Linked DNA regions of Homo sapiens: all the other regions are linked to region 3. A link is a contact called in ENCODE Hi-C data. All regions are on one chromosome and are shown on one strand. The core of a region is the stretch at or near the end of the contact, and the rest is flanking DNA. Distances in the headings are between cores, read along the strand shown.

What was found. A loop is a pair of places that touch in the nucleus more often than their neighbours do. Pooled maps may share reads with other maps.
Region 1: a loop to region 3 is called in a pooled map, with 18 times the contacts of the local background. The contact joins the promoter of NSMF here to the promoter of BRD3OS in region 3. A Hi-C loop is called at or near these places in 2 of 37 single-sample maps with no recorded cell type and 8 of 50 pooled maps.
Region 2: a map with no recorded cell type shows a loop between it and region 3 (31-fold over the local background). The contact joins the enhancer-like site here to the promoter of BRD3OS in region 3. A Hi-C loop is called at or near these places in 4 of 37 single-sample maps with no recorded cell type and 4 of 50 pooled maps.

Annotation. Positions count from the first base shown.
Region 1 is chr9:137,457,690-137,460,680 of GRCh38, reverse strand. NSMF (NMDA receptor synaptonuclear signaling and neuronal migration factor) reads left to right here and starts at 1,347. Exons shown (of 16, transcript NM_001130969.3): 1 at 1,347-1,649; 2 at 2,132-2,193; 3 at 2,780-2,991. The coding sequence starts at 1,579. PNPLA7 (patatin like domain 7, lysophospholipase) reads left to right here. Exons shown (of 35, transcript NM_001098537.3): 34 at 1-47; 35 at 205-729. The coding sequence ends at 288. RefSeq lists silencers at 1,117-1,466, 1,557-1,826 and an enhancer at 2,466-2,991.
Region 2 is chr9:137,149,731-137,152,909 of GRCh38, reverse strand. The region is part of intron 4 of GRIN1 (glutamate ionotropic receptor NMDA type subunit 1); the gene reads right to left. Among named protein-coding and RNA genes, the nearest start is that of GRIN1, 12 kb to the right of the region's middle. RefSeq lists an enhancer at 1,160-1,479. Within about 2 kb of position 1,394, at least 4 of the 41 ENCODE cell types and tissues checked have a DNase peak (open chromatin) inside an H3K27ac peak, as active enhancers do.
Region 3 is chr9:134,023,729-134,027,075 of GRCh38, reverse strand. It overlaps BRD3OS (BRD3 opposite strand), which reads right to left and starts at 1,595. Exons shown (of 3, transcript NM_001355256.2): 1 at 1,540-1,595; 2 at 986-1,231; 3 at 1-868. The coding sequence starts at 328. The coding sequence ends at 74. RefSeq lists silencers at 1,302-1,721, 2,032-2,161.

The sequences.
Region 1 (2,991 bases), core at 98-2,597, 3.4 Mb before region 3:
CATACGCAGACTTCCAGAGCACCTCAGCCCAGCAGGGCTCAGACTTGGTGAGGAGCTGGGCATGGTCCCACCTGGTGCCCACAGCTGAGCCTTGGTGCCTGGCCCTGTGCCGGCCACTCCCTCCCTGTGGTCCCACCGGGTTACCAGCGCTGCAGAGCCCCTGCCCTGCCTGGTCCTCACCTGGAACATGCGGTCTGCTTGCAGGAGGACGAGTCCTCACTGCGGCATCGACACCCCAGTCTGGCTTTCCCAAAACTGTCTGAGGGCTCCTCTGACCAGGACGGGTAGAGGCCTCTGCTAAAGAGCCCGGATGCAGCGTCTTCCGTGGGACTGTCCCCAAGGCTGAGGCTCCTGCCAAGTCCTAGGGGCCTCTGTACCTGCCCTGCTGGAAGCCCTGACTTCCCCGGGGCCCCAGGCTGTGTTAGGGTTCTCTGGGCCTCTTCTTTGTACCAGCAGCCCTGCATACAGGGCCCTGTGAGCCCCCCTGCAGTCCTGTGAGGCCCCTGAAGCTCTGTGAGGCCCCTGAAGCTCTGTGAACCCCCTGCAGCCCTGTGAGGCCCCCCGAAGCCCTGTGAGGCCCCCCGAAGCCCTGTGAACCACCTGCTGCCCTGTGAGGCCCCCAAAGCCCTGTGAACTGCCTGCTGTCCTGTGAACTGCCTGCTGCCCTGTGAGGTGTGGGAGCCCTGATGCTGCCGTGTGATGTTTCAATAAAGGTGGATCTCACTGTTGGACGTGTCTCCCGGGCCGAGGTCCCTGTGGCAAAGAAACACTACTGGTTCTCCCTGATGCGGGTGGTCCCTGAGGCTGGGCAGTCCCCAGTCCTCCTCAAAGGACCCCACTGCTGGGGCCTGAGAGCCCTAGGGCGGCAAATGCAGGCCAGGCAGGTAGGGCGTCCAGAGTCTGCATAGAGCTGTGGCCCCCCAGGACCAGGACGGGCCCCTCTGTCTCTCTCTGGCCTCGTGCAAACTGGGTGCCCCCTAAACTGGCTTCCCCTTCGGTTTCCAGTTCCCAAACTGCACAGGGAGCCCTTTTGTGTAAGGGGAGGGAGAACCGGCCTCCCTGTGATCCTGCAGGTCTGAGCAGCAGATCGTGAGGGCCGAGGGCCCAGGACTTTGCGACCAGGGGGCCGCTGGCCTCAGTTTCCCCGCTCTGGAGGCCTGGACGAGAGGGCGCGGAGCCAGGCCGCCCGGCCCCGCCCCCAACTCAACCCGGGCCCGGACGTCACGGTGGGCGGGGCCACATGTCCTCTCCGAGCTCTCCGGGGCCCTGACGTCACGGTAGGTGGGGCCGACCGCCCCTCTGGGCCCGCCCGGGCCCTGACGTCACGATGGGCGGGGCCGGCCCTCGGTTCGGGCAGCGCTCTCCCGGGAGCGGCGGCACGCGCGGAGCGCCGGGTGCGGCCATGCGGGGACCGGGCCCGACCCCGAGCCCGACCCCGAGCCCAAGCCCGAGCCGGAGCCCGAGCGAGACCCCGAGCCCGAGCCCGAGCGCGACCCCCGGTGCGGCGCGGCTACCCCGGCGGAGGCGGCGGGCGCGGGGCGCGCTCTGAGGCCCGGGGGATGCGCCGCCGCCTCGACCATGGGCGCCGCCGCCTCCAGGAGGAGGGCGCTGAGGAGCGAGGCCATGTCCTCGGTGGCGGCCAAAGTGCGGTGAGTGCGGCGGGGCCGCCTTCCCGCACCCCGCCCTGGACCTCCGACCCCGCCCGAGTCCGCCCCTGCCCCGCGGTGCTCCCCGGGCTCCCGGGCCCCGGCCTCTGCCACTGAGGCGCCCTCCCCGCGCCCCGCGCCTCCCTCTTCCTGGTCCCCTGCCCTGCTCTTCCCTCCCCTCCCCTCGCGAGCGCGTGGTGGGCGAGCGCACCCCCCAGGTCGGGAGTGGCCTCGGTTCCCCCGGGGAACAGCAGCCGACCGGCCTCGCGACCCCTCTCCACGGTCCGACGGGCAGGGGCCGGGCCTGCAGGCCTGGCCAGGGCGCACCAGGACCAAGGGTGTGTGGGCTCCCGGAGGGGGACGACCCCGACCCTCCTTCCAGACGCCGAGGGCCTGGCTGGGGACCGGACCCCCGGCTCTTGCGCGGCCCGGTGTTTGGGAGGGTCGTGCCGTGGCCTCTGACCGTGCCCTCTGTCCACCCTCAGAGCAGCCCGAGCGTTTGGAGAGTACCTGTCCCAGAGTCACCCTGAGAACCGCAACGGCGCAGGTAGGGGCACGCGAGGCCGTGCCAGGGCCGCCCAGACCCCCCAGCCCAAGGGATGCTGATCCCTGCCTCCGGGGGTGGAGCGTGAGGGGCATTGGTTGCGCGTGGGCCCGGCGCCCTGCCGGCCTGGCTTCCTTACATCCCCTGCCCTCCCTGCCCGAGCCCCAGGAGCAGTTCCCAGCCGCTCGTCACCATGGCACCCACCCCGCCTGGGCCGTTGGCATGGCAACAGGCCTCCTGGCTCCCCCAGGGCTGGCACCACTGCCTCTGGGGGCCAGCTGGTGGGGGGAGGGGGAAGTTGGCACCAGGCAAACGGTGCGATCGCAGGCTGGGGGATGGCCTGCGTGTTCCTACCCGGCAGGACCGCACACAGGTAGCACAGCGTCACCCAGCCCCCACGCACATGCTAGAGCTTCAGGCCCAGATAGGAGTGAGGGGCTCAGAAACACGCCAGTGACTAGGGTTTGGGCAGCCCTAGTCCCCCACAGAGGCCAGGTGCCCACTGGGTGTTCTCTGCCTTCGGCCTGCTATGAAACCGGCAGCGGGGGGCCCACACGCGGCAGGCAGGCTCACTCAGTGTCTCTCCTAGATCACCTGCTGGCTGATGCCTACTCTGGCCACGACGGGTCCCCCGAGATGCAGCCGGCCCCCCAGAACAAGCGCCGCCTGTCCCTCGTCTCCAACGGCTGCTACGAGGGCAGCCTCTCAGAGGAGCCCAGCATTAGGAAGCCCGCAGGCGAGGGCCCTCAGCCTCGAGTGTACACCATCTCTGGGGAGCCTGCCCTGCTGCCCAGCCCTGAG
Region 2 (3,179 bases), core at 145-2,644, 3.1 Mb before region 3:
ATGCGTGTGTGTTGTGTATGACCTGTACATGATTCTGCATGTGTGGGTAGAGATGTATGCATGGTGTGACTATAGTGTGTATACATGCATTTGTGCACGTGTGTATGGTATGTGCATACACATGTGGTGTGTGGTGTGTGCTCATGGGCATGGATGTGTGGTATGCACGTGGTTCCTGTGTGCCCTGACCATGTCCCTTCCCCTGGGCTGGCCTTTTTCTTAGGGCCATGTCTGGAAACGTGACCTTGGCCCTGAGGCTGGCAACGCGGGGTCAACCTGTGGGACCGCAGTGCACGGCTCAGGGGCTCACAGGCCGAGAAAAAAAAGTGGAGAAAACGCCCCCTCCCCTCTCTGTGGGGACCTGGGCATGGCGGGGTTCTGTGGATTGGTTTTGTATGTGGTTTTCTCTCCCGTGTCCTGTTGGTCACTCCAGTTAGAATGTAGGGATCAGGCAGGTCTAGCTTGATGTGAACTTGTCTATTGCAAAAGTGGCCAACAGTGGAACAGGTATGTTTTAGGGCAATCGATTCCTTGAGTTGACCCATCTTGGATGAAGAAATTCCACTTCCCAGCCAGCTGTCTGTCCATTTGTTCACCTGCCCATCCATCCTTTTATCCCATCACAGCTACAGAATTTCTCTCAAGCTCTGTGATGAGTAAGGGAAGTGTAAACAATTCAGAAAATAACAGAAGAGGCCACAAGTGGCTGGGCACGGTGGCTCACTCCTGTAATCCCAGCACTTTGGGAGGCCGAGGCGGGCAGATCATGAGGCCAGAAGATTGAGGCCATCCTGGCTGACATGGTGAAACCCCGTCTCTACTAAAAATACAAAAAAGTAGCAGGGCGTGGTGGCAGGGGCCTGTAGTCCCAGCTACTTGGGAGGCTGAGGCAGGAGAATGGCGTGAGCCCGGGAGGTGGAGCTTGCAATGAGCCGAGATCGAGCCACTGCACTCCAGCCTGGGTGACAGAGTGAGACTCCATCTCAAAGAAAAAAAAAAAAAAAAAAAAAGAGGCCACAAGTTCGAGACCAGTCTGGCCAACATGGTGAAACCCCGTCTCTACTAAAAATACAAAAATTAGCCGGGTGTGGTGGCTTGTGCCTGTAGTCCCAGCTACTCGGGAGGCTGAGGCAGGAGAATCGCTTGAACCCAGGAGGCAGAGGTTGCAGTGAGCTGAGATTGTACTACTGCACTCCAGCCTGGGTGACAAAGCAAGACTCCCTCTCAAAACAACGAAAAAGGAAATTAACTTCTGAGAGTCTGGCGGGGCTTTCTCTAAGAGGGGCTTTTTCTGGGCGGGGCTTTTTCTGGTAGGGGCTTTCACTGGGTGGGGCTTTCCCTGGGTGGCACGTTTCTGGGTGGGGCTTTCTCTGAGTGGGAATTTCTCTAAGTGGGAATTTCTCTGGGTGAAGCTTTCCCTGGGCGGGGCTTTCCCTGGGTGGGGCTTTCTTCTGGGTTGGGCTTTCTCTGGGCTGGTCTTTTTTCTGGGTGGAGTTTTCCCTGGGCGGGTCTTTTTCTGGGCTGGGCTTTCCCTGGGTGGGGCTTTTTTTCTGGGCGGGGCTTTCCCTGGGCGGAGCTTTCCCTGGGCGGAGCTTTTATCTGGCCAGAGCTTTTTCCTGGGCGGGTCTTTTTTTCTGGGAGGGGCTTTCCCTGGGCTGGTCTTTTTTCTGGGCAGGGCTTTCACCAGGCGCGACTTTTTTCTGGGCGGGACTTTTTTCTGGGCGGGTCTTTCCCTGGGCGGGGCTTTCCCTGGGCGGGACTTTTTCTGGGCAGGGCTTTCCCCGGGCGCGACTTTTTTCTGGGCGGGGCTTTCCCTGGGCGGGTTTTTTTTCTGGGCGGGGCTTTCCCTGGGCGGGACTTTTTCTGGGCGGGGCTTTCCCTGGGCGGGTCTTTTATCTGGGCAGAGTTTTCCCTGGGCGGGTCTTTTCTCTGGGCTGGGCTTTCCCTGGGCGGGTCTTTTTCTGGGTGGGGCTTTCCCTGGGCGAGGCTTTCGCTGGGCAGGGCTTTTATCTGGGCGGGGCTTTTTTATGGGCGGGGCTTTCCCTGGGCTGAGCTTTTATCTGGCCAGAGCTTTTCCTGGGCGGGTCTTTTCTGGGCGGGGCTTTCCCTGGGCGGTCTTTTTTCTGGGCAGGGCTTTCCTTGGGCTGGTCTTTTTTCTGGGCGGGGCTTTCCCTGGGCGGGCTTTTATCTGGGCAGAGCTTTCCCTGGGCAGGTCTTTTTTTCTGGGCGGGGCTTTCCCTGGGCGGAGCTTTCCTTGGGCTGGTCTTTTTTCTGGGCGGGGCTTTCCCTGGGCGGGCTTTTATCTGGGCGGAGCTTTCCCTGGGTGGGGCTTTCCCTGGGCAGGTCTTTTTTCTGGGCTGGGCTTTCCTTTGGCGGGTCTTTTTCTGGGCGGGGCTTTTATCTGGGCGGAGACTTCTCTTGGCGGATCTTTTTTTCTGGGCGGGGCTTTCCCTGGGCGGGCTTTTATCTGGGTGGAGCTTTCCCTGGGTGGGGCTTTCCCTGGGAGGACCTTTTTTCTGGGCGGGGCTTTCCCTGGGCAGGTCTTTTTCTGGGCGGAGCTTTCCCTTGGCGGGTCTTTTTTTCTGGGCGGGTCTTTCCCTGGGCGGGGCATTCCTTCTTTGGGACCTGTGCATACCCTTGGGACTTTGCCTGGTCACGTCTTTAAAAATCTTTTTTCCTGGAGCCCAGGCCAACCCTCCCTGGGGCTTGCAGTTGGATGAGTGGAGTGGACAAGTGACCTGTGAGCTTAAAGCCGAGTGCAGGGGGCGTAATGGGGGACGATTAGTGCCTTTTTATAGCAGCTGCAGGAGGAGCATGTAAGGCCCCGTGGGCAGCTCTAAGCAACAACCCTACCTTGGGCTGGGGAGATTCCTGCCTTCTAGTCCGAGGAGCCCTGGCTGGCCCCACCCTGCGTTCTGCCCTGGTGAGGGGGCTGCATCTGTCTCCGTGCTAGAGGGTCATTTGATGGACCGTGGAAATGGTGGTCTGCCCTGGGACTGAGAGTGTCGCCGGCTCTTTCCCATATGCAGGGCTGGAGGGCTGGGCTGTGTTCCTCCGGGTGTTTCACTGCTGTTTTGCTCCGCTCTGTTGGAGCCTAGCAGAGCTTTTAGGTCAGGGACAGTGGGGTTTTGGCTGTCCCATGGGGCAAGGCTCCTCACCCTGCCCTTCCCCACTCTTGC
Region 3 (3,347 bases), core at 346-2,845:
ACAAGACAACTGAATGAAACTCAGGTCTGTTTTCCTCAAAGTGTGGTCCTGGGTTCAGGTGCTCACATCGGAATTACATAATTGTGCAAAACTTGGACTGCCCTGTGTCCCTAGAGACCTCGAGCTTGTTTTTGTCTCGGACCAAGATGGCCTCATTTCCATACTGTGAGTACCACATGCTTCGGCTCCTGCTCAGGTACGTCCCAGGTGGCACCGACTCCAACTTCTGCTGTTGCTGCTGCCAGATGAGCAAGGAGGTGTCCCTGTACCGGAGGCGGGCGTAGCCTTCAGACAAGGCCTTCTCTGCCAGGGGGACACGGCCACTCATCCCCTCCCCCGTCCCGCTGGACTCCTGGGAACCCTGCTGTTCTGAGACGGCCCACGCGCACTAAATTAACGGACAGCTTTCCCAGCTTTGGGGCTTAAGGATCCCTCGTTTAACTGAATGGTAGAAATTAGGAATTCCGCCCATTTGCAGGCAACGTCCTCAGGAGGGTTGTGTGGTGAGGAAATGAGGCGGCCTCACCATTCTGAAGACACCTGAGACCCATTCAGGGGACCGCACACAGGTCAGAGCGGCGCCCGGCCACAGCTCTTCCGGGTGCAGCTGTGTGGAATTGACAGGGACGAGGCGTCACACCCTGGGGGGTGATTCTGCCACCATGGCCTGGACCACTGAGCTTGAAGAGATGGATCCAGTGCCCTGAGGAAGGGACATGGTGGCCCCAGACGCAAGCTGGAAGGAGCTCCGGTGGCACGCCCCGCACGCATCTGTCCGGGCCAGCTTTCAGGGCAACGGCTGTTCTGACCCACCCTGGGGATCCAGCCCCAGCGTTTGTTCAGGTCTCGTCTCTCCCCAAAGGTGCTGCTGCAAAGGAACGAACGTGCTGTCAGGAGAGGGGAAGTCAAGCGCCCCGGCAGCGGCGGCAGTCTGCAGCGCAGCATCAAGTCTCTGGGGGTCAGCGGCCTAGATCGAGCTACTTACGTCCCGTGGGGCAGCCTGGGAGCTGGGTGGAGAGTGAGACGGGCGCCCAGTGCCAGCTTTTTCAGTCACTGGGAGGTGCTGGGGAGGCTGCTTGTTGGGGCTTCAGGGTCTCCATCTGTGAAACAGGAGCCAGCGGCGCTTGAAAGGGCGCGGGTTCCCGGAGACGCCGCCAGGCGTCAGCCCCGGGACCGGAAGGGGCCCCCAGGGCCGCCTTGCTGCTCCGAGCATCCAGCTCCCGTGAGGCCCCTGGACCCAAACAAAAACGATGTCAGGAGAAAACAAACAGGGAAGCATCGCAACCCACTCCCGAACGCCTTCCCAGCTGCGCAGCGTCAGGGACCTCCCCTCCTGGGATGCCTGCGCTAGGTCAGCCTCAGCTTCCCGGGCCCCCATCGCGCGTCCCCGCCACCTGCGCGCACCCTGGGGTCCCCGTCGCGTGGCCCGCGGCCCCCATCCCCGCGCCCCAGACCCCGCGCGCTCTGGGTCGCCCCATCCTCCAGCCCCCTATCGTCTGCCCGCATCCCCGGGTCCCCCACGTCGCCCGCCCCAGTCACCGCTCGTCGCGGGCCTCGGAGATGCGGGCAGCGGCGCGACGCACTGCGGGGCTCCCAGGGCGGGGCCGGCGGCCGCTGGGCCGTGTCTCCATGGCAGCGCCGCAGGCCTGGCGAGCCGAGCGCAGAGGCTGGGCAGGCGTGTGCGACGAGCCCAAGCCATCGATCGCTCCGCGAGGAGGGGCTGGGCCCGCCCCGAATAGGAACTGGAAGAGGAGGAGGAGGGGCTGGAGGAGGAGGGGCTGGAGGAGGAGGGGCTGGAGGAGGAGGAGGGAGGAGGAGGAGGAGCTGGGAGAGGAGGGGCTGGGAGAGGAGAAAGGGCTGGATGAGGAGGAGGGGCTGGAGGAGGAGGAGGGGCTGGGAGAGGAGGAGCTGAACGAGAAGGAGGAGCAGAAGGAGGAGTGGAGGAGAAGGAGGAGCAGGAGGAGGAGCTGGGGGAGGAGGAGGAGCTGAGAGAGGAGGAGGAGATGGAGGAGGAGGGGCTGGATGGTGAGGGGCTGGGAAAGGAGGAGGGGCTGGGAGCGGAGGTGGGAGGAGGGGCTGGCAGAGGAGAAGGGGCTGAGGAGGTACTGGAAAAGAAAGAGGAGCAGGAGCTGGAGGAAGACGTGGAGGAGGAGCTGGAGGAGGATGAAGAGAAGGAGTGGGACGCCCACAACCCTGTTAGTAAGACACTGCCGGACTGTATGGTCTTATCATCTTGGTTTTCGTATTTCTGCTTGTGTGGTTACTTTTGCCACTGCTGTTACTGCTTTTATTAGTATTCTTACTCTCAGTAATTGATACAATTATTTTTAATTAATTAAATGTCCGGGCTTACTATCTCAAAAATAGGTCTTGAATTTCTCCATCTCATCCAACCAAGCCAGGCCTCTATACTGCTCATTTGGACTCCTCAACAGCCCCATGAAAGCAAGGTCTATTTCCTTTTCTCACTCCACCTCCAATCATACTCCAATAGCACTCTTTTAGTATCTACCCTTTTCCCCTAATTTTATGGTTTTCTCCAATGCCAATTAAGAAAACTAGCATAATGGAACCTGGTGTGGTGGCTCACCTCTGAGTCCCACCTACTTGGGAGGCTGAGGCAGGAGGATCCCTTGAGCCAGGAGTTCGAGGCTGCAGTGAGCCATAATCATGCCACTGCACTTCAGCTGGGACGAAACAGCAAAACCCCATCTCTAAAAAAAAAGAAAATAAGCATAACAGACATCCAAGGAAGATGCTTAGTGTGAGCACTAAGCCCACAGCTGTGGAACGCACATTCTTTTTTTTTTTTTTTTTGAAAGGGAATCTCACTCTGTCACCCAGGGTGGAGTGTGGTGGCACGATCTCAGCTCACTGCAACCTCCGCCCCCCAGGTTCAAGCGATTCTCCTGCCTCAGCCTCCTGAGTAGCTGGGACTACAGGCGCCGGCAACCACGCCCAGCTAATTTTTGTATTTTTAGTAGAGACAGGGTTTCACCATATTGGCCAGGCTGGTCTCGAACTCCTGACCTTGTGATCCGCCTGCCTCGCACTTTCTTCACAAGTACCTACACAGGACGTTTAGCAAAACTGATCACATGCTGGACCATAAATCAGTTTCAACAAATTTGAAAACGTTTAAATCTTACATGATCTCCCAGTCTTCCGACCTGGGAAAAGACAGCAACCGAAGTTATACTGCTTTCAAGAGACACAAGAACAGGCCTGTATTCAAAGACCCATTTAACACTTTTACCTCTATCTGGCTGGGTGCGGTTTTCACGCCTGTAATCCCAGCACTTTGGGAGGCCTAGGCGGTCACATCACTTGAGGTCAGGAGTTCGAGA